6 separate regions of the Mus musculus genome follow, and all the other regions are linked to region 1. Evidence: chromatin loops called from intact Hi-C (ENCODE). Cell type or tissue: left cerebral cortex. All regions are shown on one strand. Region 1 holds the start of Hs3st2 (heparan sulfate (glucosamine) 3-O-sulfotransferase 2). Region 2 has its middle 78 kb from the start of Gm36736. Region 3 overlaps Usp31 (ubiquitin specific peptidase 31). Region 4 holds the start of Gm39081 (a long non-coding RNA gene). Region 5 has its middle 16 kb from the start of Gm39081. Region 6 has its middle 24 kb from the start of Gm39081.

The links. A loop is a pair of places that touch in the nucleus more often than their neighbours do. Peaks named below come from ENCODE experiments on the same cell type or tissue, not always from the same donor. Only the 100,000 strongest peaks of a DNase experiment are listed, where the experiment ranks them.
Region 2: it touches region 1 in a loop (2.3-fold over the local background); 3 of 42 quality-filtered maps call a loop at or near these places.
Region 3: a loop joins it to region 1, with 7 times the contacts of the local background. A loop is called at or near these places in 6 of 42 quality-filtered maps.
Region 4: it touches region 1 in a loop (2.9-fold over the local background); 4 of 42 quality-filtered maps call a loop at or near these places.
Region 5: a loop joins it to region 1, with 2.9 times the contacts of the local background. A loop is called at or near these places in 7 of 42 quality-filtered maps.
Region 6: it touches region 1 in a loop (13-fold over the local background); 7 of 42 quality-filtered maps call a loop at or near these places.

The regions. Positions count from the first base shown.
Region 1 is chr7:121,389,224-121,393,223 of GRCm38, forward strand. Hs3st2 (heparan sulfate (glucosamine) 3-O-sulfotransferase 2) reads left to right here and starts at 3,073. Exons shown (of 2, transcript NM_001081327.1): 1 at 3,073-3,991. The coding sequence starts at 3,507. In left cerebral cortex, CTCF peaks have their summits at 2,208 (motif pointing right), 2,420 and 3,082; DNase peaks (open chromatin) are centred at 2,272, 2,444, 3,045, 3,493 and 1 more place; H3K4me3 peaks cover 1,743 bases; H3K27ac peaks cover 1,556 bases.
Region 2 is chr7:121,257,252-121,261,251 of GRCm38, forward strand. No RefSeq gene overlaps it. Among named protein-coding and RNA genes, the nearest start is that of Gm36736, 78 kb to the right of the region's middle. In left cerebral cortex, a CTCF peak has its summit at 1,751 (motif pointing right); a DNase peak (open chromatin) is centred at 1,768.
Region 3 is chr7:121,639,177-121,643,176 of GRCm38, forward strand. It overlaps Usp31 (ubiquitin specific peptidase 31), which reads right to left. Exons shown (of 16, transcript NM_001033173.2): 16 at 2,845-4,000. Among named protein-coding and RNA genes, the nearest start is that of 1700025J12Rik, 51 kb to the left of the region's middle. In left cerebral cortex, a CTCF peak has its summit at 2,181 (motif pointing left); a DNase peak (open chromatin) is centred at 2,175.
Region 4 is chr7:121,538,074-121,542,073 of GRCm38, forward strand. Gm39081 (a long non-coding RNA gene) reads right to left here and starts at 1,802. Exons shown (of 4, transcript XR_869921.2): 1 at 1,710-1,802. In left cerebral cortex, a CTCF peak has its summit at 1,534 (motif pointing left); DNase peaks (open chromatin) are centred at 1,539 and 2,023; H3K4me3 peaks cover 345 bases; H3K27ac peaks cover 1,073 bases.
Region 5 is chr7:121,553,468-121,557,467 of GRCm38, forward strand. No RefSeq gene overlaps it. Among named protein-coding and RNA genes, the nearest start is that of Gm39081, 16 kb to the left of the region's middle. In left cerebral cortex, no CTCF peak of the experiment used is centred here; a DNase peak (open chromatin) is centred at 1,690.
Region 6 is chr7:121,562,087-121,566,086 of GRCm38, forward strand. No RefSeq gene overlaps it. Among named protein-coding and RNA genes, the nearest start is that of Gm39081, 24 kb to the left of the region's middle. In left cerebral cortex, a CTCF peak has its summit at 1,640 (motif pointing left); a DNase peak (open chromatin) is centred at 1,630.

The sequences.
Region 1 (4,000 bases):
ATTAAAAGTAAAGTCAAGAGGTAAAGTATTTTCCTAGCTATACAAAGACCTAGGTTCAACCTTTAAGACCCTTAAAAAAGTATGGATTCAACCTTTCTATCTTTCAAGAATATGAAAGCTAAATCACGACTTGAGATTTGAAAAAAATAACTGTAGCCATGAACTGATGAGAGGAGATGAAATTTAATCAGGTCAAATGTTACATGTTAGGGTTTTTTTAAAAGTCCACTGCTCAAGCACAGCAGGGAGTAGCTATGCTTCAATCATCAGCACTTGTAGGAAAACACTTAGAGATGCTACGAGGCTCCAAGCTGGAGATGTCAGCAGTGTGATGCTGCTGCAGGAAAAAGGCAGTGGGGTCCTTGGTGGCATTACTAGAAACAGAATTTATCAAAGCTGGGTGGGGGGTGAGGGTCCTGCTGAACTTTATATGCTCTACCTGGAATTCTCATCCAGTCCTCGATACCAGATTTTTAGCAGCAATCTAGATATATTCATCCACATCTAGGAGAAGAGCCTGGGATGGAGTCATGTGGATAATGCTCAAAGGAAGTTCGAAAGCTTCAGAGCTCTGTAATTAAAACCTTGAATCCTGGAGCCAGACTGTCTGGGTTTAATCCTAGCTCTGCCAATTACTCAGTATATGTTTATTTAACCTCTTTTCACTCTCTGTAAATTAGGACTTATAATAATGCCTATAATACCTATCTCCAAAGATAAGTGAGGTAAAGCCTTTTAAGTAGTTTGCACATTATGGCACAAAACAAGCACTTGATACATGCTAGCTATTGTTAGAATTAAGATTCTAATGTGGAGATATAGGCATCGATTTGTGTGCTTCTCAACCTTGATCAGAGAAGGAGATTCTCCTCTCTCTCTCTTCTCTCTCTCTCTTGCTCTCTCTCTCACTCTCTCTTTCTCTCTCTCTCCTCTCTTCTTCTCTTTCCCTCTGTCTCCCCCTCCCCCACCTCTTCTCCCTCCCTCTCCCCCTCTCTCTTTAAGTAGGCAGGGATTAATGCAGAGACTCAAAACTGGTCAAAGCATTGAGAATAAGTGACTGAGAGTGCCCACCCCCGGAAAGGACATCTACAGCACATGCTTCCCAAGGCTCAGGGAACGTTAGAGGAGGGGGAAATAAGAATACAAGAACTGGAGGATGAGAAGGAGAACTGTGAAGTGATGCTTTCTGAACATGTCAGGGTCATTGCCTTCATGAACTCACAGTCACAGTGGCTACCTGCACAACATCCACACAAGGTCAAGACCGTCAACCTCCCCCTATAGACTGATAGGGAGCTTATGGGGCCCATTCATGGCTGGGGAGCTACTGGCAGGTGATGGCTGCCAGTGAATCCTTTCTCTTCGGAGGTGTGGCGACTGGTAAGTTGCTCATGCTGCAGAAGATGGACCCACACCCAGTAAGCTGTGGGAATTACTAATTGAACTTAGTGGGTTATTTTTTGAAGAAGAGGAGGAGGAGGAAGAGAAGAAAGAGGAGGAAGACAAAGAGGAGGGAGACAAAGAAGGAAGAGGAGGGTGAGGAGATGAAGAAGAGGAGGAGGAGAAAAAGAGGAAGAGGAGAAGGAGGAGGTAGGAGATGGGGAGAAGAAATGAAATTGGGAGTGAACATGTTAGAGGGTTCTGGGAGCTGCTGAGATTGGAAGTGATATGATATGAAATTCTCAGAATAAATAAAAATATTTTTTTATAAAATAATCCAAAGAAATGCGAGGAAACGGTAATAGTATGGTAGGCTTTAACAGTTATCAAATTACTTATCATGTACTATATGTATTAGAAACTAGTCCCTACAGCAGAGAGCTTGATCTAAGTTTTCTAGGGATGGGCTTGGTTTAGAAACAGAGCATATTTCCCAGTTTGAGCAAGAATACACAGACCTTGTCCTGAAGTCATCGTCAGTCTAACGGAAGCTGAGGGGGGTGGTGGGGTCATACAGCCATCTTGTGAGGGTCTTCTCTTTGGGAACACTGGTCCAGGTTTTTAGGGGATGTAAATCCCACCTGGAATGCAGGGTTCTAACCAGCTAGGGTTGGTCACTGGGAGCTGTTCTGAAGACAACCTCTTGACAATCATTAGATGTAGAAGTGCTCTGTCCTTTATTTCCTCCTGCTTTGTCACTGTGAGGAAACCAGTTATATGCTGACCCTTATATAGCGTCTGGTACCCTGGACAGCTCCCTGGGGAGCAGGCCACCGCTAGGGGGCGGCCGCCAAGAGATGAATAAGTCTGAGGCTCTGGGGCTAGCTTGATTTCCAGGCCCAGTAAGGGGGCGGGGGGGGGGGGCGGGAGTCGGGGTGTGTGTGTGATGAGGTGGTGTGCAAATTGGATAGAGGTTTGTGCTCCATGGGTGCGAGACAGAGTGAGTCGCCTGGGTGTGAGTCAGCATGCGGGTGCTAGGGGGCTCGGTAACTAGTCACGGAATCTCACTCTCCTCCACCCATCCATTTTGCACTGTGCGCCCAGGTCCCATGCGTGTGCGCACCCTGCACGATGCCAGATTCCAGGCTGTGTGTATTGGTTCGGCGAGATGGCTGGGGATGGGGTGTGTCCTTGTTGTGTTCCTATCTTCGGGTTAGGTGTATTCTTCTCTCCACCCTCTGTGGGGTGTTGAGGAGTGTCCGGATTAGAGTGAGCTTGTTCCTGTGCTAGTGTATGTGTGGTGCATGTGTGGGTAAGTGTAGTGGAACCGAGTATCAGGGTTGGGTGCTTGCATGAACACCCGGGTCTATGTGTAGGGTGGGTGTTGGCGTAATCTCAGGTGTCCAGAGGCCGGAGTGATGGGGGTGTCTAATCTCCCACAGGAGTACAGGACATACCTGCCCACCCTCCCTTCACCTCCCCAAGCTGGTCAAGGCTCCGTAGGGAGCAGTCCTCATGGGGAGAACCTGGGGAGGTGTTGTACCTGAGAGGAATAAGAGAGTCAGGGTGCAAGGGGCGGGCCAGGTCCCCGGGTGCGGCGCGGGCTCGGGGGACCCGCGCGGCTGACGTCAGGCGACTCCTTAAATAGAGCCGGTAGCGCGCTCCACTCGGCATTTCCCGAGGAGCCAGAACGCGGCCGGCGCCAGCGCCACCGTCCGGTCCGCTCATCCTCCCGCCGGCACTGCCGCGCGGCCACAGAGCGTCCCCAGAAAGGCGCTCGGAGCATCCGGAATGGGGCTTCGGGCGCTGGGCGCGCTCCGAACCCGACGCGCGTGAGAATCGAAGAGCGCCGGGAGCCGCCCGGCTGTCCAGAGCCCTCATCGCTTAATACCGGGAGATGCTGGCAATGCAGCCACCTGGTCCCCGAGGAGCCACCGTACCCGGGACCCCCGGGCACGGTGCTTGCCCAGGCCAGCTGCCCCCAGAGGAGATGATATCCCTTACGCCCAACGCGCACAGCGGGGACAGCGCCACGCGAGCCCTCTAGGCAATCGCAGAGCCACGCAGCAGCTCCGCCGCAGGTGCCACCTCGGAAACCATGACCCCCGGCGCGGGCCCATGGAGCTATGGCCTATAGGGTCCTGGGCCGCGCGGGGCCACCTCAGCCGCGGAGAGCGCGCAGGCTGCTCTTCGCCTTCACACTGTCCTTGTCCTGCACTTACCTGTGTTACAGCTTCCTGTGCTGCTGCGACGGTCTGGGCCAGAGCCGCCTGCTCGGCGCACCGCGTTGCCTCCGCGGCCCCAGCGCAAGCGGCCAGAAACTTCTGGCGAAGTCCCGCCCGTGTGATCCCCCGGGGCCGACGCCCAGTGAGCCCAGCGCTCCCAGCGCGCCCGCCGCTGCCGCTCCAGCACCGCGCCTCTCCGGATCCAATCACTCTGGCTCCCCGAAGCCAGGCACCAAACGGCTGCCCCAAGCCCTCATTGTGGGCGTCAAGAAAGGGGGAACTCGGGCGGTGCTGGAGTTTATCCGCGTGCACCCGGACGTGCGGGCCTTGGGCACTGAGCCCCACTTCTTCGACAGGAACTACGGACGAGGACTGGACTGGTACAGGTAAGAGGG
Region 2 (4,000 bases), 130 kb before region 1:
GCCATCACCTCAGCATTCCAGCCCGTAGAAGGGAAGACGGATCAAGGGAGCTTTCTCTAAAGTCACAAACGACACGTTGCTTAACCTTCTGACTAGAAATCAGGCACGTAGTGAGACCCAGCAGCAAGTGAACCTGAGAAGAATATCTTTTTCCCTTTCTGAGTCTTCATGTAGGCAACTCTACACGGAGGCTGTTTCTAAGGGAGGAAGGAGATAAGGTACAGTAAGAGCCATGGTCTCTGCCATGGGGATCCTTCTCAGAACCTAGGTAAGGTAAGTTCCTTTCAAGGCTGGCTATATAAATAATCATCTCAGTTAGGATGCTTGGTGGGACCAAAGAACCAAAACTGCCGAGCAGGCATGATCTGACTTGGAGTGGTTCCAGGACCTTCCTGTGAATGCTGGAGTCATTCAGTGTAGAGCTCTCCTCTGTGACTGGGTCAAGGTTGCCCCACTGTAAACCCAGGGAAGCTAGCCCAGCCTTCCTCTCAGGGAATGTGTATGCTTCCCTTACACCTGACCCTGGCACAGACCTGGTGGTTGTTTTTCAGAAGCATCAGTGTCTTTGCCTTAGGCATTTGTCCTCAAAGGGCAGCGACACTGTCTACTGACTGCTTTGTACAGGGTAACTGCTTAACTAATTCCTCAGTTTCCCTGCAGCCTTCGGAGTCCTGCAAGGAAGGAAGTAGGACCATCTGCAGCTGTGGTGAGCCCACCGAGGCTCAGGGAGATCAGGAGATGTGCCCAAAGTCACTCAACAAATACCAGGATCTGGTTCCCCATGAGTTCTGCTTTGGTCACAGGTCTCTCAGATTCTGCTCCCAGTTTGGGGGACACTCACTGCTAGCCTGTCTATCCCAGAGTTTGTGAGCTGCCTTATCACTTGGGCAACTGTCTTGCACTTCCTAGTGGATGCTCCTCTGAGTTAAATCAGATCTGCTCCAGGCTCCACACCCTCTCCTCCCTCCTGTACCGTTCTCGACTTTGTGTGCCATCCGGATTTCTAGCTTTACCCTTAGGTTCATCATGGACCTCAACCAACTAGACCATCTCTGTGGCTTTCCCCAGGGGAGAAGGCAGGCATGACACATGAACAAGGATGGAGAATACAGGATTTGATGGTAGAGTGGGGGGGGGGGTAGGCTTTAAGCTCTGCAGTGTTCTAGGGGTAAGATGGGATCTGAGAAATTAGCTTCAAAGATATGAGGGTGGAGGGGAGGTGACCAGGGATACGTAGAGAGTGACCTAGCAGGGTGAGATCCCGACAGAGGCTGGAGAGCTTGTATGCATTAGCCCACAGCGTGCTCTAACACCCTCCCTGAGGCTTGGGATTGAGTGACTGGAGGGGACCTTAGCATCTATCCAGCCCTGTTGCTATACTATGCCAAGCCTCCAAATGTAGTCCCAGCACTTGGGAGGCAGAGGCAGGAGGATCACAAGTTTAAGGCCAGCCTTAGACTACATAGTGAGACCTGTCAACAAAATCAAACAAAATACAACACAAACTCATATAGTCTACGCGTGTTTATTAATGTTTTTTTAACTCAGTCGTTTAAAAACTAGTCAGTCATCTGACGAAGCGACAAAACAAGGAATAAAACAGTAATGACATTAAAAAGCATCTACCCCCTCATGTATGCAGCTGCCGAGGGCTTTGGTCAGCTAACAGGACTGACTACACGTGAACAGTCACTAGAACTTAATTGAGAAATTGCCATCGAGGGGGATGTAGCTTGTGTACTCCCTCCCCTCCACCTCTAGATGGCAGCATAGAGCAGTGGTTAAAACTGGCCTTCTGGCCTTCAAAAGATTTGAGTGACTCAAGCGAAGAGAATGATTGAAGCCTACCTCATTGGGTTAAGACTTTCTTGAAAGGCCTAGATCATAATCAGTGCTCTCCCTCCCGCTTCTGTTGATGTTGCTATCATATTATTATTCCACCACTCTGCTGGGGAGCCACGTCTGTGTTCTCTGTGGTTACTTTTCTATGCCGGGAGAGGCAGCAACTTCACACTAAGCTAGAAGCTGTGGTCTCCCAGCCCTCCGCAGGAGCAGGAGAGAGGGATGCAGCTTTTAGTTTTGATCTTGTGACTCCCTAAGGCAGTGAAAGGCTAACATGGCCTGCTGCTGGCTGGGTCTGTGTGTATTGATCAGCGTCACAGGGGTGGAACTGGGGGTACTGTTCTAGAAGCACTCACTTTGATTCCTCAAATAAATCCTCCCCCCGGGTCCTGCTAGGAAACTAATTGGGGGTTGATTCTGATGAATACATGCCTGGTCGCAGCCTGAGAAATGGACCACGCCAGCAGATGGCTGGGGCTTGAGAAACGGTCACGGCCTTCAGAGGGGCCCATCAATAATAGATCGGCTCCAGCCCTGAGAGAGGGAAGCGTTTCTGCGGCAGGTATGAATTATGGATGCCGTTTAGGGTAATGCGGATCTATCTCAGAGGTTCCGCTCAGTTTATGTGCTAGTAAAAGCCGGCAATTTGCCCGTGTTCCAGCTATAATTTGCGCTACATTAAGGGACCCTCCTTTCCATAATGGATGTGCGGTTGGACGCAAGCGCAGTAGGACCCAAAGGGCAAGGCATGCTGGGCCGGTAAGAAGACTAGGTGAAGGCCAGGGAACCAATCACGCGCTGAGGGCCTCTTGGCTGTGGACACAAAAGGATATTTTAACTCCCAAGGTCTAGGGAAGAAACCACACTCAATCCCCAGTCCTCCCGTTGACTCGACCATCATCAGATACACTTGATGTAGGCCTTAAGAAAAAACCCAAAAGGAAACCTATGGCCTGTTGGGTAAGAAAAATAACAGTACTGGAAGGAAGCTGTAGACAGGTAGGCTAGAATAGATTCTAGAATTCCAGTTCTGTCGTCTCCACTTGCTAACTGTGTGACCTTTACGAAGTATGTCCCCTCTTCATGCATGGGTGTCCTCCTTTAAATGGCACAAAGGCTGACCATTATGTGCTGAAGTCAGACAGTTTGTCAGAGCCAAGTGATAATCAGAAAATCCAAGAGCTGGCTGTTAAAGATGGCCATCATTAAAAATTAAATTTTATAAACTTGCAATTAAAATTAAAGGCAATAAATACACTAGACTCATCAATTCCTAATGAGTCTCCTCCAGTTTACTCTCTGTGTTCCTAGGGCTATTTGTGTCTCTTTCTTCTATGTGGTGACAGTGATACACAATATACCTCCTTCCTCATGACAGAATGTTGTCTTCACAGGACAACACCATCTGAGGTCTGTGTTGTCATGTTGGTAGCTTGCCATTGGCCATAGCAGCAATATTTACACTAAAGGTTATTGTCAAATGCTGTTAGGCGGCATGGCCCCTCCCCCACGCTGGCTGCTCACCTTTCAAGAGCACACATTTAACATTGACCTAGGGAAATTGTTCAGATGGTTGGATGGCTTATGGATTTATAGATTACCTAGAACAGCATCCAGCACATAGGAAATACCATGTAAAACTTTTTAAAATGTTCACATTGTTTTCTAGCATGAATTCCTTACTTTGTATTTTGTGTGTGTGTGTGTGTGTGTGTGTGTGTGTGTGTGTGCATGTGCGTGTGTGTGTGTGCATGTGTGTGTGTGTGTGTGTGTCTTTCTCTATTACTCTCTGCCTTACTGTCTTGAGACAGGGTCTCCCACTGAACCCGAAGTTCTTCATTTTAGCTACACTGGTCGGGCTGTGAGCTCCTGGGACTTGCTCGTCTCCATCTTCCAGTGCTGGGACTACATGAGTGTATAGATAGCCACACCAACTTTAATGCGGGTACTGGGAATTTGAACTCAAGTCCTCAGGCTTGCAGAGCAGGGGCTGACACTCACTGCATCTCCCCAGCTGCCACCTTAGCTCTTTTCTCCTATCAAAGGCCAATTATTCATTCAAGTCTGTGTTTGTCATGCCTTCCACTTCACTTGCAAAAAGTGAGTAACTTTCATGTCAGTTTGGGTTGAAAAGTGCCAGGAGAGCCACTGTACTTGG
Region 3 (4,000 bases), 250 kb after region 1:
GTTGTCATGGTGACTATGAAATGACTTAAACTGGATCTCATTTCTTCCCCTAAATTAAACTCTTCCTAATTGTCATTTACTTGAGAATACAGGCAGCAGGTCATAGGAGGTTCCTTTAGAATGATCACACATTCCTTTGTTCAGCTGCTTCTTATCCTGACCAAGGGCTTCCTGTGGCTTCTAAAAGTAGAGTTTCCCTTGTGTGGAATGAGAGCTATCCTGCAAGTCCTCCAGGGTTAGCACTTCTTTCATCACTATGGTTACAATGACAGCTCACTGAACATTTTCTCTATGCCCAGCACAGTGGGTCAGGCTTAAAGAGCATCATTCCCCTTTAACCTTCATGATTCCACCTCACAGACAGGATGGTTGACTCAGACAAGTCAGCCAGCTGGTAGTTCAGGAAGTTACCACCATGTGCCGTCCTTAAGAGAAAGAAATACACCCTCTGCATGTCACTCACTCAGCTGGTGCCATATATGTTTGCAGAACATAAGACAGGGAGGAGGCAGACTGTAACATGGACTGCAACGTTTTCGAGGGTGACCCAGGAGGACTTTGAAGCAAGGTGGTATTTGGGAGATGATGTGAGGGTGAAGAAATGGACCATTTCTGTGTCTCAGAGCTGGCAGGCAGGATGTTTTGAAGAGCAGTGTTGAGCACAGTGCTGAAATGTCACATTGGCTACTTTGACCCTGTGACTAGACAGACCCTATTGCTGGGCCACACAAGATAGTTCTACAAGGGACCTGACTCTTGTCTTGGGGTGATAGAAAACTGTCATCTTCCCCCATGTGATGTTGTATGAATGAGATCCATTCACATTCTACACAGCTCAATCTTGTGAGGCCTATTCTAGGAGACAGACCAAGTCCTTGGAATCGGATCTGAGTCTCTTTCTTTTCCTTAAACACAGGGAAGGCCTAGGAAATATGAGATGTCTGATCTTAACTAAAGAGTGAAGCCTCATATAACCTTCAACTCAGGAAAAAATAGGGGAGCTGGAGAATTGACTCAAAGGTTAAGAGCATTTGTTGCTCTTGCAGAGGACCGGGTTCAATTCCCAGGCCCCACAGGGTGGCTCACAACCACCTGCAACTCCAGTTCTAGGGGGATCTTCATATCTCAATGGGCACCAGGCATATATATGAAGCACTAACATATGTGTAGGCCAAGCACTTATACACATACATACATACATACATACATACATACATACATACATAAAAAACAAATTGAGAAAAGAATGGAGCTGTTTAAACCAAAAGAGCATGTCAAATTAATGACATAGCCCTGGAAACTATAAAGAATGGGGTGATGCTCATTGGGCCAAATATGTAAAATCTGTCTCCAAGAGAGGAGATCCCTTGTTCTTCCTGTGTAGTGAATGCTGACAGGGAGAGAGAAATGTGGTGAGCCACAATGTAGTTAAGACAGAATCTCAGAGGGCTCCACAGGAGAAAGACCCTATCCACCAGATCAGGAAAAGTCTGGGGCAACCCACACGGAGGAGATGCCAAGAAAAGGGGCGAGCCACTGGCAACACCAAACATCTGCTCAAGTCTGGAGCCCACCTGGGAAGGGCCCTGACTTGGGGTGAAAGGTTTTCAACCTTTTTCTATGGGCGTAGACTTCAACTCTCTCATGGGGGCTTTAACTCAAAGGACAAGTAAGTAGACCTGGCCAAGGAGCTCTGCCATGCCTTTTCTTTCTTCAGGAAGACTTAAGAGGCTAAAACATGTTGTGGAAACAGTAAGCATTCAAGTATTTGAAAATAATCCTCCAAATACAGTGGAGCCAGAGTGGTCCTTAAATATCTATGCAAATACTAGATCTATATATTGTACATGAACATTTATACCCATGGTGAAACCTCTTTAGTAAACAGTGTGCTGTGGTTAAGCTAAAGGAGAAATTTTACCACTCCAAACTAGAGGGAGAGCCGAGTGCTATTTTGGATGACGGAGCATGTGGTCTACCCCAACCCAGCCATGATGTTGTGCTTTGGAATGGAAAGGTACCTGCTCCATGGTGCTCTCCGAGAGTGATGGCTGGCTGGAGTATTTACCAGACGAGGAATCAATTCACCTCAGGCATTTCTACCCTCAGATGAGAAGTTTAAAATCGGTAAACTGGACTTACAATACAATGCTGAGCTCTATTGCCCCCAAGTGGTCATAAGTGATATGACAGTCCCACTAGAGCATTCCGTTGGCCAGATAGCTAGGGGAAAACCAAAACCAAAACCAAACAAAAACACCTCAGAAGTCAGTTACTGGAGTGCTGGAGAGATGGTTCGGTGGTTAGGAGCAGTGGCTACTCTTTTAGAGCCTCGGTCCAGCTCCCACATAGTGGAGCACAGCTACTTCTAGCCTCCCCCAGGCCCTACGCACCAGCACACGAGTGGTGCACTTACATACATGCAAGCAAAACATTCATACACATAAAAATAATAAAGCAGGTAATGTGTATACGGGGTGAGAGAAGGCTGAGGAAAGAATATTTTTATGTTGCAGCTTCCTCTTACAACCAAAGAAGAACAATGAGAATCCGCTGGAAATGGGGCAGAATGTGAGCTCTTTCAAGGCCAGCTCTGTAGCCCAGGACAAATAGTCTCTTATCTCATATAACTGCTGACTGGGAGCACTGAACAAGTATGGATGTGATCTTTTTACACAGTAATTGCATGGGGAGTTGGCCAAACTGCATGGCAGTATCCTGTAACTTGATGTTTTACCTGAAACACTGCAGTTTTAAAGCCTTTTGTTAGAGAAACCTATGCAGTACAAACACTATTCAACATTTTAAAAACTGGTTTGGCAAGGGAGAGAAAAGACAAATATGTCTTGAAGAAGGCATCATGTAATAAATTTATTATGTTTTGTTACATTTTCCAGTTTTCTCTTAATTCCAACTATATACTATACAACCAACTGCTGTCTCAGAAATAAAACGTTTTCAACATAAAAATATAAATTCTGCTTCTTAAAAGTGCGTACACCTTGAATAATAAAATATACAAATAAATAACAGAAGGCAGTGCCACACCTCATGCACTTGGCCTAACATAATTTAAAATGTAGGATACACTTTCTTCCAGCCTGCAGGAAGGATACTCTGCCGTCCTTTTACTGCAAAATTAAACTTATACAGAGCTCACTAATGGTGGCTCGTGAATGACACCAAAGCATTTTGTGTACAGTGACATGACATGCAGCTTTTAAGACAACTGGAGAAATAGACGCCGGTGCAAAATCACAAGAGAATCAAAACAAAAACAAAACAAAACAAAAACAAAAAAACACATTTTGGTAATGGGCCTGAACTCAATTTTAACCAGTGGTGAGAGGCACAGTTGGTGAGCAAAGCTACACAACACAAATGCCTACAGGAAAACCCAACAGAGCCGCAAGCGCAGAAACACGGCCCCCAGTCTGGAATAGCACCTAGCAAAGTCCCCGCTGCAGAGTTCATAGCAGCAGAGAGCTCGGCTCTGGGAGGCTGTGCCAAAGCTGTCCCAGCTCTGATGTTTTCCTGATAGCCTTAAAATACGGACCATGTCAGATAAACTTTTTGTAGGCAGTCTGATGCTCAATGGGATGAGGACACACAGCACAGTGGATTATTCTGAAGATGGTATAGTGTGCCTGGCTCACCACAGACTAAAACCAAATTTCATGTGCCTCTGTAGGTAACATTTCTGGTTAAGTATTACATGATCTTTTTAATTACATAAAAAAACAACAACAAAAAAGGCTCCAAAATAATTTGAATAAAATGTTTCACATTTGTTTCAAACTAAAAAGGATTCCAGAAACTACACAGAAAAGACCTAGAGGGAGTGAACCTGAGCAGGAGGCCCAGTGCTGCCTGTGGGTTACACCGGTGCTGCCAGAGCAGGGCAGGGTTTGCAAGGCTAGGCAGGAAACTTTCCACTGTCTTCTACCATATTTTTTAACCTGGACATTTTTCCCTCTCCTGCATGGGTCGGTGTCAGCCC
Region 4 (4,000 bases), 150 kb after region 1:
GATCCTCCTGCCTCAGCTCTGATGCTGTGTCTGCTGAATTGGTGGCCCCAGAGCTCTCTGTCCTCCCCTAAGGAACCTATCAAGCTTGGTTTGCAGGCAAATGGCACAATGTAGTTGAGATGGCAAGCCTCGATTTAAATCCTGCATGTCTAGCCTCCCTCAGTCCCTCCAGCAGCGGGAAACAGGGTACAGTAAGCTATGCAACACTACAAGAGGTTTCTGCTGCAAAGGAACTCGGGCTCACTGGGTGTGGTCTATGAATCTGTGCAGTTCAAAGTCACAGATCTGGCAGGTGTGGAAGTGCACATCTGCAATCTCTGCACTCAGGGGCTACAGCAGGAGGATCAATGATTAGAAGTCAGTCTGGGTTTCATAAGACCCTGCCATAAACTCATGGGCCTCTGATGAATTACCAAGCCCCCATAATTCTAAACTAATATGTGATACAAAGCTAGTACAAGATGTAGCGACATCACAAGTCCCTGGTAGGGCATCACTCCATCTGAGGCGATCTTACCCAGATGTAGAATGTCTGCTAATTGGAGGAAATGTCAGACAAGCCCAGACTGAGAAACATCCTATACCATAACAGATAAGAACACTCCAAGATGTCAAGATCCTGAAAGACAGAACACACATGGGGGAAGTCAGAGAGACATAAGGATGAAAGATGAAGTGGGTCCTGGACAGGAAGGATGTATGGAGAACTCCACTACAATCTGTGTCAGCTTTTAGTCTTCATGTGCTTGACAGTTGGCTGTTTGTGACAATCCAAATACAGTTTTGTAAGATGTTGACATTGGTGGAAGTTAGGTCTAGGACATTCAGGAACATTCTACCACTTGGTCAACTTTTCTATGTCTAAAATCATTTCCAAATAAGATGTTAAAAAATAAAGTTATTATAAAAATGTTTATCTTGGAGTAAAATTGGTGTCATTCCTCAGGCTCCACCTTCCTTTCTTTTCCTCCCTCCCTCCCTCCCTCCCTCCCTCCCTCCCTCCCTCCCTCCCTCCCTCCCTCCCTTCCTTCCTTCCTTCCTTCCTTCCTTCCTTCCTTCCTTCCTTCCTTCTTCCCCTCCCTCTGTCTTTCTTTCTTATAGACAGGGTCTCTCACTGACCTGGAACTAACCAAGCCGACTAGGTTGCCAAGCCCAGTCAGTAAAATTCTTGCCACACAAGTCTAAGGACTTCAGTTCAGTCTCTAATACTCATGTGAAAACCTGGGTGGGATGTCACATGCTTGTCGCCAGCACCTGGGAGATGGAAACACAAACAACCCTGGGAAAGAAAGGTGGGTGGAGCCTGAGGAATGACATCAAGACTCATGACCTACACACACATATGCGCCAGCACACCCTTACACACATGTACACCCTCATTAGTGGTTATCTTCTGGAGGCACAGTGATGATAAACATATCAATGTACATAAGGGAATGAAGAACGCATTGCTACAGCTGGGCACACGCTGCCATCCCAGCACTCAGGAAGATGAGTGTTGGAGGCCAGCCCGACTCCATAGCAGCGCCACCTGCCGTTCCTGAAGCACTTGGCATCCACCAGTCAGCTTGAAGACTCATCTCCCGCCAGTCTCGCCAGTCACGCCAGTCTCGGGTGTTTACTTCTCAACAGTCGTCCAGTAAGGAAAGTGCAAGCATACTTCTTTTAGAGATGAGCTTGAAAGCCAGGCAAGGTTCTAGCTCACCTACCTGAATACAGTCCGTCTTTGCCAGGTGCCCCTCTCCTGAGGGTGGCCCAAACAACCTAGGGGAGCCCCCCTCTTGCTCTCACTGGCACTCCTGCCCGACACCCACCCTCTTCAGGTTCTGATTTATACTTCCAGAAAATAGCAGCTCTTGCCAGCTTCCTGTTCCTGCCTTTGGATTTCATTAGCAAACCCCATTCTAATTGAACTTTCATTCACTGGGCACAGATCGGCAGTTAATCAAGCTGCTCCCAGCTTGGCTCGCTTCCTTTGGTGGGGGCAGAGACTTCAAGCAGCACTCAGCCCCACTCCTGGGGCAACGTACCCTGTTCTCCAACTGCGTCCTACAGCTCCCTGTGTTCCCAGGACACGGTGCTCTTAGTGATTTCTAAAGAAGACTGTTAGACTCGGATGGTAATCACAGCCCCTTCTGGCACATTCCCTGGACTCTTGGCCTCATTAGAAATCCTCTCCTTGCCTGCTTCCAGCTTCTCTCTTACAAGTAAACGCTCGCCTCTGCTCTCCTGCCTGCCAGACTCTCTGGACACCTCGTTTACTTTTTTTTTTTCTTTCTTAAAGTAACATTTATTGTCACTTTCTCTCATTCTCTGATTAAAGAAAGAATATGTGCTCGTTGCAGAAAAATTGGAAAATGGGGGGAAAATTCACAAAGAAGAAAATAAAACTCAATCATTATGTCACCAGCCAGAAATAAGCCCCGCTGATATATGGAGGTATAGGGGTGCCTTAACTTTCTTAAATATGGCTTTTGTGAAAAATTACACATTATAGGACCAAATCCCTATCCAGAGATCCAAAATGGAGGTAACAGTGGGATGGCTCACCCTACTGCATGATTCCAGTGGACGCCATTCTTATTGTAGCCTACAGGAATGGTACCTTCTGAAGTTGTATGGTGTAGGCAGAGCAGCTGGACATGGTGGCTCGCATAGGAAAACAGTGTGTAGAAAGAGTGAAGCAAACCATCACTGGGACACAGTCCTGGGATTCTTCGAGAAGTCTGGAAATTAAGCAGGTCCAGTGTGGCTTGCAGTCTTCTGTCAGCTGAAAATGATTTGAGTTCATTCAAAACTATTCCCTCTCCTGGTCTAGGATCCTGCCCCATGGGGAATGACCCCAGAGCCTGTTTCTGTTTCTTATGCAGTTAGTTGTCCTTGGTCTGGCTGTCCTGGTTTGGACAGGGCAGGAGCCAAGGACAACTAACTGCATAATGAAAGCCCCAATCATATACTATGGAGATAAAGAGGAAAAGCCATTATCTCTGCACCTCCATGATGGTAAGAGGTTGGTGGGGGGGGGGGGTTCCCTGACCTGACCTGGAGCCTGAGGAGACTACGGACGAGGACCAGCCAGTGAAGGGCAGGGGAGATGCTCTGATCTACTACTAAGCTGCCGAACCTAATGTGACATTTCTTCTTAGAGAGTGCTTTTTTTGTTGTTTTGTTTTTTTATTTTGTTTGTTTGTTTGTTGTTGTTGTTGTTGTTGTTGTCATTGTTGTTTTGGTTTTTCAAGACAGGGTTTATCTGTGTAGCCCTGGCTGTCCTGGAATGCACTCTGTAGACTAGGCTAGTCTCAAACTCAGAAATCTGCCTGTTTCTGCCTCCCAAGTGCTGGGATTAAAGGTGTGCGCCACCACTGCCCAGCAAAAGTGCTTTTCTTTGTGCAACCATTCCGGAAGAAGAGCCATGCAGGGCTGGGTTATGAATGACATGGGAACAAGACCTAAGTGTAGAGTAAACCCCAGCTGTATTCCTGTGACCAGCAGAGACACCTTCTCTGCCTGGTCATTGTACCCTGCCCCCTGTCTCTTTCTTTGCTTCCTGGCTGCCATGAGGTGAACAGCACCCCACACACCCACACTTTGACTACAGTATCTCTGCCTTGCCATGGACCTTAAAAACAATGGAGCCAGATGAGCACAGATTGACATCTTTAAAACCATTAGACAACTGTATTTCTCTGAGGAATTTGTCACAGCAACAAAATGTCTGATGAACATTGAATGTACAGAGAAAAGGAAGCTACACGCTGTCAAGATGCTATAAATATGTTCTGGGATAATCGACTCTTTCCAATCATGTTACTTTTAACAATCCATACAATTGCATTCCATGAATGTACCCAAAATTACATTTCTTGTTTATGGGTGTTTTCATTTATAATCATTTAAGTTTTATACACTAGAAATAAACTGTGGTTTACCTATGGACTAGATGTCAATCTTTGTCCATAACCATCCACATAGGGTATGATGACGCATACCTATAATCCCA
Region 5 (4,000 bases), 160 kb after region 1:
GCCAAGTCTACTGAAAGGCCTCATTAGCATGGAGAGGCATTCTAAGTGCTGGGTATGTGACTGACTGACTGCTGGTTGGGGTCACCTGGTACATGCCAATGGCAGACATAGAAAACAAGAAGGGAGTTAGTCCTACTCCTGCCATGATCTCACGATGAGATTCTAATCTCTATTTTTGTGACGTCTAGGGTTTGAGCATGCTCCACCTCACCAGATCCATGCCAATTCCTTTTGTGGTATGATCTACATGCCCTACAAGACATATAAGAAATAAGACTGCAAGAATGTTTCAGTTACTGAGTACTGAGGTGGTATGTTATGGTGGAAACAGCCAGAAAAGTGTTCAACCTGCAAGGGGCTGTCAGCTCTCCTAGTTATTTTTCTACCTGTCCTTGGGGCATGCCTTCTACCCTTGCCAATGGCCCTTCTCTTTAATGGTAGCGTTAGCTTATAGAAGAGGCAGCGGGGGGAGGAGGTTTGCTTATCACATGGATTTATGAGGAAGGGTAAATCTCCCAGAAATCTGGGAACCTGGTAATCAGGGCAGGTGAGGAGCTGGGGAACAGAATGATGGAGGCAGAGGATGAACACTGTGATTTGAATACCCACAGGTTTGTGTTTTAAAAGTTGTTCCTTGGCTGGTACCGATTTTAGGCCTAGCTGAACGAAGTTGACCACTCTGAAGATTATACCCCACTCCTGATTCCTGTCTTACTCTCTCAGGGTCGTCTGGTCCACCATGCTGTCAACCACCCTGTCCACAAACTGCCACTGCCACTTAGTTGCTGTCGGGTGCCTTCCCAGTCACAGTGTAAACTGTGAGTCAAAAGAAATCTCTCCTCCCTGAAGTTATTTTTGTCAGGACTTGTGGTCACTGCAGTACAAGAGCATATGATGGTCTTTGGAAGTCCCAAGTGTTTCCTCTCATAGCCAGCATCTGCCATAAACACTAGTCACGGGTCCACACTGGGCCAGGCTTCGCCCAGCCTTCCATGCAGTGTACATTCTGGGCTGTCCACACCTCCCAGGGCTCCGCAACGGTAACCACAGCTCCTATGCTTTATCTTACTATAAATCCTACACTTCATAGCTCCCCCCTGGGGCCTGACCTCCCACCTAACCATTTCCCATGCTCCTTTCTTAATAAAATGGCTTCATTCTCAATAGAATTCACCACCAGACCGTACTCCTAGAGGAAAGAGCTGATAAAGTACCTGGTCCAGGTGTTTGTGCCTTGTCTGGCAACCACAAGGTCGGCTTCTCAATGGAGAGAGGTTTCTAACTGATCAGGGAATAAGCCAAAAGCTCAAAGGCCGAACAACCTGAACTTGAAGAATGTTGCTGTCATTCACGCCTGTGAGTTTTAGGGTCACTCACTTCCTGTCTAGGCTTTGGTTTCTCTCACATAGAACAGTCTGGAATGGAGAGAACCAGTGCACCTACTAGGTGTTTTCAGGAACTAAGGGAAGAGACACACTGAGGAATCTACATCATCTTTTTACAGCTGGGGAAACTGAGCCACGGCAGAATGAAGCAGCTTCCTGGAGCTCACTGCCAGTCACTCAGCAGAGACCCAGAGTAAAGGAGAGGAGCCCTTTACTCTCTAACTCTGCTCTGAGTCATTCAGGCTGTCCCTTTTACAGTGTGCCAGGAGGAAAAGAAATAGCAAGTGAGAGGAACTGCTGAGAGATTCTGGGAGAGCCAATGAGACTACTTTCACTGCCCTGCTGCCTTCTCCCATGCTCACATCTTGTTCGGGTAAATGTTTGGAGGCACTGGGGCCCAGGAAACTCAAAATGAGCTGCGTGTAAACAAAAGTCTTCAAGTCAGATGGCAGCTTACAGCAACATCTCCCTCCGAGGGCTAATGTCATGATACCACACAAACCAACGGTAAGGAGGCACCCCATCCCTTCCCATTGATACCATTCAGTGGACTTTTAAGGACACAGAATTTCCTCAGCTTCTGTGGCTGGAAAAGCCGTCACAGGCCACCATCTCTGTAACCCCTAGAGCCCTGTGAGGCTGTGCATGCAAAGCAGTGCAGGGACTGGCCATTGGACCATGCAGCATTCCCTCAGGAGAGCTCTCCCTCTCATTAGCACTACCCCCTAAGGATGGAGGGCAGAGGTCCAGGTCAGCACAGAAAGGGTTCTGCCTGCCCTGTGGATCACGGTCCAGAGGAAAGACTTCACGGGGTCTCAGATGTGCATTTGAGTCTCTTGCTCTGAGCTGTCTGTCACTCCCTGCCTAGAATACAGATAAGCTCAGCTAACATACAGCAGCTGTTGCAGGGGGAGCTAGCTGGAGCCTGCTCTCTGCTGGGAGGAGAATCCCTCCACCTTGGAGCGCTTAGTGGGAGTTCCCCCAAACTAAAACACATATATGACATCATCAATGGGCCATACGGTATATCCCTCTTCTGAAAATGTTAAACATATAAACTCACTGAACAAATACATACACGATCTCTCCTTTTTATAATTCTTTTGTATGTGGAAAAAACACAAGGAGATCAGAAAATGGGGGAAACATTAAATAATGGGGTTAACTACAAATACACCATATTTGTCTTGGTCAGCTTTTGCTTTGTAACAAGCAATTGGGAAACATGATGAATCAACACAATTTTGTTCTATTTCTCATAGTAATGAGTTAACGAGCATGTTCCTTGGGGCTGGGTCAGCTCAGCTGTTCTTTATGGTCTATCTGGTGGCTATGCCACAAGTAGATGGTCCAGGATGGCCTCTCCTACATGTCAAGTGGAGGTTCTGGGTTAGCAGGACAGGGGGGAGATAAAGTCAACTTCTACCCATATGTTGTTCATCATCTGTTAGGCTTCCTTGAGTTCATTTGTACACAGGTAGTCACTGGGGTCTCAGATGAACAAGAGGGGACAAAGCCAGTGAGCATGTACCCTCTAAGCTTCTGCCAGTATCATGCCTTGGTTTGAATGTGGAGCAACATGTCCACCAGGGGTTCATGTGTTGACCTTTAACCCCCGCTGTAAAGTATCAAGAGACTGCAAATGTAACACAGCTTCTTCCATGTTTCACCAGTGCTTGGGAGAACCCTGACTAATGCAGTATGGCTGTTCTCATCTCTGTTCTTACCCTTCCTAATGCTGTGACCTCGTGTTGTGGGGACCTCCAACCATAGAATGATTTCATTGCTACTTCATAACTGTAATTTTGCTACTGTTGTAAATCATAATGTAAATATCTGGTGTGCAAGATATCTGATATGCAACCCCTGTAAAAGGGTCAGTTGACCCACCTCCCCAAAGGGGTCATGACCCACAGGTTGAAAATGGCTGCTCTAAAAGAACAGAATGGGCAGTGTGTGTGTGTGTGTATGTATGTATGAAAGTGGGCTTTATCAGAGTGGCTTACTGACTTCAGTCCAGGTAGTTCAACAATGGCTGTTTCACAATGGAAAGGCCTAGAATTCAGTAGTTATTCAGTCATGAGGCTGATGCCTGAGCAGTCCCAATCTGGTGCTGGAGTCCTGGAGGATTCCTAGAGAACTGCTGGTCTTCAGTCTACAGTGGGATCCTGAAGAAGGAGGTTTTCATACCAGTGAAATAACTCAGGAGAAGGATAGATGAACTTGCCAAGGAGAGTGAGGAAAGCAGGCAAAAAAGCAAAAGCTTCCTTCTGTGAGCTTTTCTGTAGGCTTCTACCAGAAGGTGTGGTCCAGATTCAGAGTAGGTCTTCTGACTTCAAATAGTCCAACCAAGAAAATCCCTTGCGTTTTAGTTGACTCCAGGTATAGTCAAGTTGGCAGTCAGGATTAGCCATTATACTCATGATTAAACGCCGTCTTAGTTAGGGTTTCCATTGCTGGGAAGAGACACCATGACCAACTAACTCTTCTAATGGAAACATTTAATTGGGGATGACTTACAGGTTCTGAAACCCAGTTCATTATGAATGATGGCAGTGTCTAGGCAGGCATGGTACTGGAGGAGCTGAGAGTTCTACATCTTGTTCCAAAGACAA
Region 6 (4,000 bases), 170 kb after region 1:
ACATGTGGGCCTGCACTTTGGATGCACAGTGGATCTCCATTGTGGGGCACTGTAAGTCTATAGTCTGGGTACATGGCTAGTCTCCATTCTAAGAGCCTTTAGGTCTAGGCTCTGGGTGAATGCTGAGCCTCAATCTCTACCATGGGTGCATGGTGGATCTTGTGTGGTATTATAGACTATGTATCAGTGGCTGTCAAGGCTCTCAGGGGAATTCTCTCATATAGCCAGGACTAAAAACCACACACACAGGTCAACAGTTTTCAAACTTTGGTGTGTGCATAGGCTGTGTAAGTACCAGAAACAGCAAGGTTCAGATGAATCTGACCATCTCGCAAAGTTCCCAGGAGGCTCTGGGAGTGAACAAACATGAGCTGCTTATGGGGTTTACTGCCCTACAAAGAGTTCCAGAGACACCTTCCCTACAGGTCTCTCTTCTTCTTAATCCATTTTCCTTCCTTGGGGCTACTTAGCTGATGCCATGCCTCTTAATTCTCAAAGAGCAAGAAGACCTCAGAAATAGATGGGGCCAAAGATATCCCCAAACACAGTCAACAGGAGCTTGCTTATCAAATCTGCTGCCCTTCCTTCCACCTCCCCCTGCATGTATGTTTAATCAGTTTCTGGATTGTTGTTAAAACTTAAATCATTGCTAACATTTCCCTAAATAGATACTGAATAAAACTTTGGATTTCGGTAACTTGTGGCAGATCAGGGGATTAGCAACAATCCCCAGTGTGGTAGTCATAAGCTATAACTGCTTCTTACAATGGGCATTAGCTCAACCGCTTGCCACCGTCCCTGCCTGACCCTCACTGCTCATTGCTGTGCTGCTCTGTGAGCATGAGGGGTCTGCAGCCTCCAGATGGGGTCTACTCGGTTGTTTTGTGGATAAAACAAGCAACCCCAGACATCTGAGGCAACTGTCAACTTGGTCCCTGAAATAGGACCAAACCTAGGATTTGGGGTCAAAATTTTCAGTTCTTCCTGCTTGAAAGAACTTGGGGAGTCTCTTGGGTTTATCTCACTCTTCCTGAGATATCCTGCCATCTTTACAAGATGCCAAGGATATAGATCTCCCTCATTGCCACTTTGAATCTTAGGCAAAGCACCTAGGAAGCTCAGATCATTTCTGCTCTTGGCCTTAGGGCTGTCACCCAGTCAGACATAAGTAAACAGCAGCTCTGTACCTTAGCAAACTTGCCTATGGAGTGTTTACAGTGATGCTAACGGTGGGATGCTAACAGTGTATAATCTATAAAGTGGCTTTGAGGGTTCAATCCAACTGACTGTAAAACATTTTGACAGACAAGGTAGAGGAAGGGCTCTCTTGGTAAAGCACTTGCCTTGAGAGCATTGCCTCTGTCCAACTTCAAAAGAGTCATTATTCAGCTCCTAGAGGGATCCACAAGAAAGTGTATTCAGAGAGCCACCGATTGGATGAGTGACATTAGTTAAAAGGTTGTGGAGTCTAAGATATCTGCTCTGTAAATTACAGATAATAGTAGCATTTACTTCTTTGAGTGTCGAGAAGTTTAAATGAGATAATGTAAGTACAACCTGCTTACCTACCCAGAGTTGTGCTCCAGTGATTAATTACCTCTAGGTTTTGACTCCCCGAAGCATGGTTGCCACCTGGTGGTGTAAGAGAGTAACTCCAGGTTCTACGGGGCGTGAGAAAGAGAGAAAGGAATGCAAAGGGTTGCCAGAGGGTGCTGGATGGAAGGGTCTGATTTTGCAGTGGAAAACAGATTCAGAAAGCAGTAAAGAAGAGCCCCAGGATAGACTTCCTTACGGCTCACTCTTCCTAATTTCTTCTTCCTCACTGCTTCTTGGCTGGTACCACATCTTAAAGTAAGAGCCCCTCGGAGTGGGATAGAACTATAGGCATCTCCGAAGACATTAAACGGCTTACACAGGGAACATGGGCACTGCCAGTCCTTGCCCATTCTGCCATTACTTCCCACTGCTTATGACAATTCTGGCTTTTCGTAATTCCAGAAGTCTCCACTTGACACTGTCCAGCTGGCCTCCGAACTGCTTGGCTCCTGAGCTTGGCTCATAACTGTCTCTATCAGTTCAGGATACTTTCACAGAACATCACAGAACATCACTGAGCAGGTGGCTTGAACAGCAAACATGCATTTGTCACAGTTATGGAGACTGGAAATCCAAGAGCAGGTGCCAGCATTCTTAACTCTTAGAGAGGGCTCTCTTCTTTGTTATGTCATTGCACGATTTCTGTGGGTGAAGGAGGGAAAGAGAGGGAGAATCAGAGACAGAGACAAATGGAGTGAGACAGAGAGACAGAGACAAGAGACAAACAGAAGGAGAGAGACCAAGACAGACAGAGACAGGCAGAGAAAGACAAACAGTGAGAGAGACAGAGCGTAGTAACCACCAGGTAGTGTTCTAGGGTAAGAGAACCACATGAGAACAAAACAGGCATCTAACATTCACTCTGGACCTTATGCCAATGCAGAAAGATAGACAACAACTAACACGAGTAGTTACAACACAGAACGCATCAGCAGGAGGAAAAACTGTTCAAGAGAATGAGATGGCATTTGAATCATTTGAATTCAGACCAAAAGTGGCACTGAATTCAACTGCATAGATATTTTGAGGGAGGTTTCAAATGGAGAAAGAGCAAGTAAGGCCCAGAGGTGGAACCACGGCATGCAACAGGAGTGCAACAAAGAGGCCCGTATGGCTCTGGTGGGCAAGTCAGGGGGAATAGCAGGAGATACAAGGTGGTTAGAAAGTAGACTTACCCCACACACCTATGGTCACTTGATCTTTGACAAGGGAGCTAAAACCATCCAATGGAAAAAAGACAGCATTTTCAACAAATGGTGCTGGCACAACTGGCTGTTATCATGTAGAAGATTTCGAATTGATCCAGTACTATCTCCTTGTACTAAGGTCAAATCTAAGTGGATTAAGGATCTCCACATAAAACCAGAGACACTGAAACTTATAGAGGAGAAAGTAGGGAAAAGCCTCGAAGATATGGGTACAGGGGAAAAATTCCTGAATAGAACAGCAATGGCTTGTGCTATAAGATCGAGAATCCATAAATGGGACCTCATAAAATTGCAAAGCTTCTGCAAGGCAAAAGACACTGTCAATAAGACAAAAAGACCACCAACAGATTGGGAAAGGATCTTTACCTATCCCAAATCGGACAGGGGACTAATATCCAATATATATAAAGAACTCAAGAAGGTAGACTCCATAAAATCAAATAACCCCATTAAAAAATGGGGCTCAGAACTGAACAAAGAATTCTCACCTGAGGAATACCGAGTGGCAGAGAAGCACCTGAAAAAATGTTCAACATCCTTAATCATCAGGGAAATGCAAATCAAAACAACTCTGAGATTCCACCTCACACCAGTCAGAATGGCTAAGATCAAAAATTCAGGTGACAGCAGATGCTGGCATGGATGTGGAGAAAGAGGAACACTCCTCCATTGTTGGTGGGATTGCAGGCTTGTACAACCACTCTGGAAATCAGTCTGGCGGTTCCTCAGAAAATTGGACATAGTACTACCGGAGGATCCAGCAATACCTCTTCTGGGCATATATCCAGAAGATGCCCCAACCGATAAGAAGGACACATGCTCCACTATGTTCATAGCAGCCTTATTTATAATAGCCAGAAGCTGGAAAGAACCCAGATGCCCCTCAACAGAGGAATGGATACAAAAAATGTGGTACATTTACACAATGGAGTACTACTCAGCTATTAAAAAGAATGAATTTATGAAATTCCTAGCCAAATGGATGGACCTGGAGGGCATCATCCTGAGTGAGGTAACCCAATCACAAAGGAACTCTCACAATATGTACTCACTGATAAGTGGATATTAGCCCAGAAACTTAGGATACCCAAGATATAAGATATAATTTGCTAAAAACATTAAACCCAAGAGAACAAAGACCAAAGTGTGGACACTTTGCCCCTTCTTAGAATAGGAAACAAAACACCCATGGAAGG